2 separate regions of the Homo sapiens genome follow, and region 2 is linked to region 1. A link is a contact called in ENCODE Hi-C or POLR2A ChIA-PET data. All regions are on one chromosome and are shown on one strand. Each heading gives the region's core, a stretch centred on a gene start or an enhancer-like site at or near the end of the contact. The rest is flanking DNA. Distances are from core to core; before and after follow the strand shown.

Evidence for each region. A loop is a pair of places that touch in the nucleus more often than their neighbours do. ChIA-PET counts read pairs that join two places held with the same protein, here RNA polymerase II (POLR2A). Pooled maps may share reads with other maps.
Region 2: a pooled map shows a loop between it and region 1 (4-fold over the local background). The contact joins the promoter of BCAT1-AS1 here to the promoter of LINC02909 in region 1. A Hi-C loop is called at or near these places in 12 of 37 single-sample maps with no recorded cell type and 11 of 50 pooled maps. POLR2A ChIA-PET finds 5 or more read pairs at or near these places in 2 of 52 experiments (A549 and activated T-cell).

Annotation. Positions count from the first base shown.
Region 1 is chr12:24,995,895-24,999,098 of GRCh38, reverse strand. It overlaps LINC02909 (long intergenic non-protein coding RNA 2909), which reads left to right and starts at 1,634. Exons shown (of 4, transcript NR_171024.1): 1 at 1,634-1,867; 2 at 2,760-2,902; 3 at 3,032-3,204. It also overlaps a transcript of IRAG2 not described here. RefSeq lists enhancers at 586-695, 946-1,075.
Region 2 is chr12:24,818,249-24,821,452 of GRCh38, reverse strand. It overlaps BCAT1-AS1 (BCAT1 antisense RNA 1), which reads right to left and starts at 1,595. Exons shown (of 4, transcript XR_007063245.1): 1 at 1,506-1,595. All of the region lies in intron 10 of BCAT1 (branched chain amino acid transaminase 1), which reads left to right.

The DNA.
Region 1 (3,204 bases), core at 385-2,884:
CATAATTTGTGTTTATCAACATCTATATTATTCAATCACTAAGAAAGTTGCATTTTATTGCAAAGAATGGCATATGATGTATACAGAGGTACAAAAGCAGCATCCTGGAAAAAGCTGGCAGATTTCAGGGTGATTCAAAAGGCTCTGTAGAAATCTTTCTGAATCAAATTCTAACTCCAAACAGATTAACAATGTAATTATCTTTCCTGTTTTTTTCCTTTAAAATGTTTTCCTCCCTTTACTAAAGTTATTTATTGAGCATTGAACTTCCAAACCTTAGATCAGGCAGGCTGATTTTTAAAATCATTCAAAACTTGATTAGGAAAGCCAGTCAATCATTCATGATTCATCTATGTGAGATCCTATTGGTAATTAATGCAAAATCCTTAATATACGTAAAAAAAAAAATTTAAGTATGTGTGTAGATAGACAAGAGATTCCTTTTGCCAAAACAACCCTTCACTAATGATTAGATGCCACTAAACTCTTCATCAAAACCTAAGAAGAAACATCTGTTCACTGAGACATTCCCAGGAAACCCATCTTTAGTGAGCTCAGTGGGAGGGCAGAGCATGGTTTTCTGCTTAACCAGTGAATTTTATATCTGCCAAATTAAACTGTTTTCATTCTCTTTGTGACTACTATTTTATGTGATAAAATAATAACACTTCTTCCTGCCGTTTCTAGGATAGATGATAGCAGCTGTTAATCACATGATTTGCAAACCACAAGTACCAGATTTAGTAAATGCTCAGCAAGTCTGTCATCCGCAACCTTTCTGATTATTAATAAATGCAAGCTGGTATAGGCTAGAAACTTTCCTCCCACAATTCAGTTAACCTTGTTATATTAAGCTTCTTGGCTGGGTCACACCAAGCTTACTATAAACATCTCTTATTGGAACAATTCCTAAAATAGCAGAGTGACACATGCTTCTGAAAACTGTTCTTCTGTCTCACTTCTTGTTATATGAAGTCTGGTTTTCTTCTCAGAGAACAAGAGAAGACCTACAATAAATCTCTAGCTTCAAGAATTCAGGTGCCTCCAAGGTTCTTACAGTCTATAAAACTACATCACTGCGTTTCACTAACACACATTCCAAACGACCAAGCCTGAAAATGGCAGGATTAATTTAAATTTCCAAAAGCTCCATTGAAAACAATTTGAGATTTGCCTGTGGTGACAGCAACATATCTGGGGAATCTCACTTTATCACTCTCAGCTACCCATCTTTTTTCCCTATTTGTAGAGTGTTTTTCTTTTCAGATTTGTTTCAAGTTTTCAATGAACTCTGTTGAACCTCTAATATAGACTTATTGGAGGTTTGTCCCTTTTGCCACAAGCATTTTGAGGTTGAGACACAACAGAACAGCCTACATCTGATATTGCTTTTCCCTGGTTAGGGCGGTACTTTCTCGGCCTTCGATGACTAAAGGCCAGCATCAGCCAAAATTTAATTATTTCGTTGGGGAAAACTCACCACCTTATTTTCGCTTGACTTCGCCAGTGCTCCAAGAACCATCTGAGAACTGGGAAGAAAGAGTGGAGACCTACAGGTCAGATGACATGGGTGGAGCCCATTTCTACAGAGTGGCTTGGGCTGAGGTAAAAGAAGCTAGAGAAGAGAGCCGCTGATGCACTGCACCTGCCTAGGCTGGAGTTAAGGTACTAATCACAGCAGCAGTGCTGGGAAAGATGCCTAGGAAGGATGAGGATGACAGGCACTATTTTGGTGTGCTCCCCACCACAGCAATAACAGAAAGATAGTCCAGGTGCAGTGTCTTTCACCTGTAATCCCAGCACTTTGGGAGGCTGAGGTGGGAGGATCGCTTGAGCCCAGGAGTTCAAGACCAGCCTGGGCAACATGGTGAGACCCCCCCCCACCCCCGGTCCCCGCCCGGCTCTACAAAAAACAACACACTAAAGCTCATCCTGATTATACTTTCTAATCAGATGAAGGAAAATTATTTTTAAGTTAAATCTCATACTTTTTCTTTTGTTTTTTGGAAATGGAGTGTTGCTTTGTTGCCCAAGCTTGAGTGCAGTGGCACGATCTCAGCTCACTTCAATCTCTGCCTACTGGGCTCAAGCCACTCCCCCACCTCAGCCTGCCAAGTAACTGAAATGACAGGGGCATGCCACCACAGCCAGCTAATTTTTGTATCTTTTGTAGAGATGGGGTTTTGTTGTGTTGCCCAGGCTGGTCTCAAACTCCTGAGCTCAAGCGATCTACCTGCCTCAGTCTCCCAAGGTGCTGGGATTACAGGTGTGAGCCATTGCGCTCAGCCTGGTCATTATCATTTCTATCACCAGGTGAGAGCAAAGGGGAGTCAAATACTGGGGAATAAGAACTGGGGCTCTGAGTTTAAATAACCTGAGTTCAAACCCCAGTTCTGCTGCTTACTAGCTTTGTGATCTTGGACAAATTATTTAACCATATGTGCTTCAGTTTCTTCATCTGTAAAATTGCATCAATATCATGCAATGACCTCCGGGTGTGCTGCAGGGATTAAATGAGGTTAATACGCAGATGGCCCTCAGAACCATGTAGCACATTCTGAGCTCTCAGTAATGTTGTTATGATGCACTTTCTGAAACTCCTTTAACTTATCCAATACTAGAGGTCCTCTTAAAGCACCAAATAGCACCTAGAAAGAAATGACCAAGTAACCCGCTCCTCTCATTAGATTTGCTGTTTAATTTCCCATGAAATAACCTATTATAACATCCATGCTTGCGATCTGCTTATCAATCCACAGATACCGAAACTGGCAACACCCAGAGACATTTCCCTCCTAGTCATAAAGGAAGCCAGCAGCAGAGCCAGAAATAATATTCAAATTCTGGATCCACTAGACCATATTGCCCGTCTGACAAATTATACGCTTACATCCTGCTTCAGGTGAGTCTAGTATACCTGATGTTTCTCAGAGCAGTGAAAGGAATAACCTGAACAATAAATTCCAACGAACCTGTAATGAATTGCATTAACATGTTATTTCATTATTTATGTAATATTACCTCCTGACAGTTCTAATAAGGTACCCACAATGCCGGGTTCTCTACCCACTGGGAGCAAACAAGGGAACGTGCAGACGCTGGACAGCATACGATGGATGCCTGCAACTCCTGTACCTGCCCCCGAATGCCACCAGAAATATGCCATCTCTACTGAAACAGCTTTTCCAACCCTGAGCACGTTTA
Region 2 (3,204 bases), core at 346-2,845, 180 kb after region 1:
AAAGCTAGAGCCTGGCTTTTAAGTATCAGGGGGAGCATGTGTGAATAATCAGCATTGCTGCTGTTGAAGCTCCATAAAGTGGGAAGCAGCGACTGCAAAGATCCAGAGATGGACATCTGAAGCATAGGAAAGGGGCAGCTTGAATGAGATAGGAGCAGGATCTGTATTGATTGCAGGTCACCAGATAGAATTAAAAAAATCTATGTTCTCACTAGTGGCTACAGTTTTCAAGGACAAATGACTATTAGTGGTTATTGTATTTTTCTTGTTTTCAATGGAGCAGCTCCATGACTTAGTTACATAAGAAGTTAAAGGCTCCACCCCCTTCCCTACCAATGTCTTAAGCTGTCCTCCGTGTGCATACAAACTTTGTTTCCAGACTGCCCTCGTGTGACTCAGTCCCTGGACCAGCTTCCCAGCCCCTTCTGTTTCCAGCACATCCTCCTCCACGTGTTACAGGATTACAAAGCTTTGCACAGCCTTTCAATAGGGTTTAGAGCAAGAATGACAGATTGCTACCTGGTAGGCAGCACTGACTATAGTTTTATTGGCGTTGCGTAGAGTGACTGCATGACATGCAGGTTGTGCTTTTGTTTTGCCAGGAATTTAAAGGCATTTAGCAAAGCCGTATGAAATTATCTGCCTTATGTACCTCGAATGTGAGGTAATGAACTTGTCATTAGTCGTGTTTTAGTTTAGTGTTCTCGCTGGAATTTGCAAAAGATTAAAATTCTGCACATTTCATTAAGTCTTCCACATGGGCTCAAAATACCATCCCGCAGGCTCGACCTGACTTGCCACGTTGCTTTGACACCATCTCTGATTCCAGTGAACAAAACTAAGTAAGTGTGACTTACAGCCGCCCTACCAAACATTGAAGGTGTGAGCCTGCACTGTTGTTTTGTAATGACAATGACAAGAGTATAATGACAAGAGTATAATGACATCCTAGTCCATGAAGACATGTTTTCTCTTTTCCCTCCCTCTATGTATACTTACTTACTCTTAAGGAAATAATATAATTTCTATTTCTGCTTAAATCTGCCATCTCTACTTAGAATTATTTTCCCTTGAAAAATTAAATTGCATTATCCATCAGCCAAATGGAAAATCTGATTACTAAATGCCTACTTCTAGACATTATGAATTACCTGTAATATCACATTTCTTGGGCACTTCTCAGAATGCTATGATTTTACATAAAAGCATAAATTACAGAATGAGAAGAGTAAAGCTTAGTGCATATTATGCAGGTTCGCAGAGTGATATGTGGCCTACGACTGTCATTGTAATCAAAATTGATTTTTGATCATTTATAAAACTAAAACAACTAATTGAAAGCAAATTTACTTTAACTGATGAAATTCAAGATGAAGTGACAGTAGTCATGAATCACAGTTCTGTAGATCTGCTAAAATGCCAATGAACTGTTATTAATGGTGAAAGTGTTTAATATATTAATGGGAATCCAAGTAAGGAAAATAAAACACATATTTTGCCCTTACCTTAAGTCATGTTGACATCATACATAAATCAGGTAGAATTTGAAGATGTTTCATCCAGCATTCATCATGAAGCAACAGAGTCAATAGCGGGCAGTTACAGTCTGTAGGCAATGCTTTCTGGTGTGGATTATGCAAGAAACTTACAGTCATTTGGCTTCCTTTATTCCCCTTTGCATGTAAACTACCAGGTGGTAGGTAGACCCATTCTTGGCTGCCAGTATTTTTACCACTTGGATAGATTCTGCTCTCTGAGGTCTTTAAGACAAACACAGCACATGTACATTGTGATATAGGAGAAAGAACATCAGACAGAGGCAGAGAACTGGGCTTGTCAAAATTAAGGGTGACCTAGAGCCTTAGTGTCCTTATATGTAAGATGAGAAGCTTGGATTAAAATTCATTGCTCCTTACACTTGATTTTTATGCAGCAGAACTTTCTTCAAAAGAGATCACTCCTGGAATCCCAATATACAAAATGGATAAAAGTAGGATTGTTCTGAAGTAAAGAAGTAAAATCCAGAGCCCCACTTATTTGAGTCATCTCCTACCTTTTAGATGGTTATTAACATTGTTTCTAGTTCAGAAATTCTGATGTTTTATATTAATTTAAACTAAAGTTAAATTAGGACTAGAAGAGCCATTTCGTGTGAAAATAGACATAGTCTGAGTGATTTAGGCAAACCCATAGTGACAGATTTAGTGGCCTGATACACTGGCTTGGAAAGATCTGTTCCAAGTCAGTCTCAATACACAAGGCTCGGTGAACACATGGCGAGCAGTCTTGGTGGTGGTCAAGAACATGGAATTTGCTGTGAGAGAGAGCTTGGTTAGGGTCTGGGCTCTTCCATCTGTTAACTGCAAACTTGAGCAAGTTATTCAATCTCCCTAATATTCAGTTTTCTCATTCATAAAATGGATTGATAATGGTACCTTCTATGTACAGTTACTGTGGGTATTAAATGAGGTAATAAGCCTGTAAAACTCCTGGCATGATGACATTGGCCTACATTAATTGCTCACAGAGTGAGAACTTATTATAAACACAGGCATTTTTGTTGAATGACTGACTGATTGAATGAATGAATATAGAACTAGCTTTCTATTTGTGATGTATGGAATATCTCTATTTCATTTAATTTCATTTTGAATATTAAAATTCAGGCTTGCTTTTAAACCAAAGTATTTGCTGATGCAAAGAATGAAATTCTGACTATGATACAGTTACATAACTTTTGAAGAAATAAGAAAAATGCTAACACAGCATGAACAACTTTGATTTAGAGAACAGAGTCTCTGTTAAAATCCATGGGACTTGTCAACTTCATATTTTTGTTTATGAGCATAAAACACTCTTTAGTGCATGTCGGAATCATTTGATGCTTGCTGAATCACAGGTTGCTGGAACCCATCCCCAGATTCTGATTCAGTCTGAGATGAGGTCTGGGAATTTGCATTTTTAACTTGTTGTCTGGTGATGCTGATGCTAGTGGTCTGAGAATACACTTTGAGGATCACTTTTTCACAGTAAAAGTCACAGTCATTAAGCAAGTTAACTCAATGAGAAATGATAATGAAAAGGCATGTACCTAAATAGATAAAGGACCTATACCAGCTATGAATTTGAGTTCAGCAATAATTGTAAAATTTGTAATTCTTTTCAGGTATTTGGTTTTTAAAAAACTCCCTATGTATGCTTTTA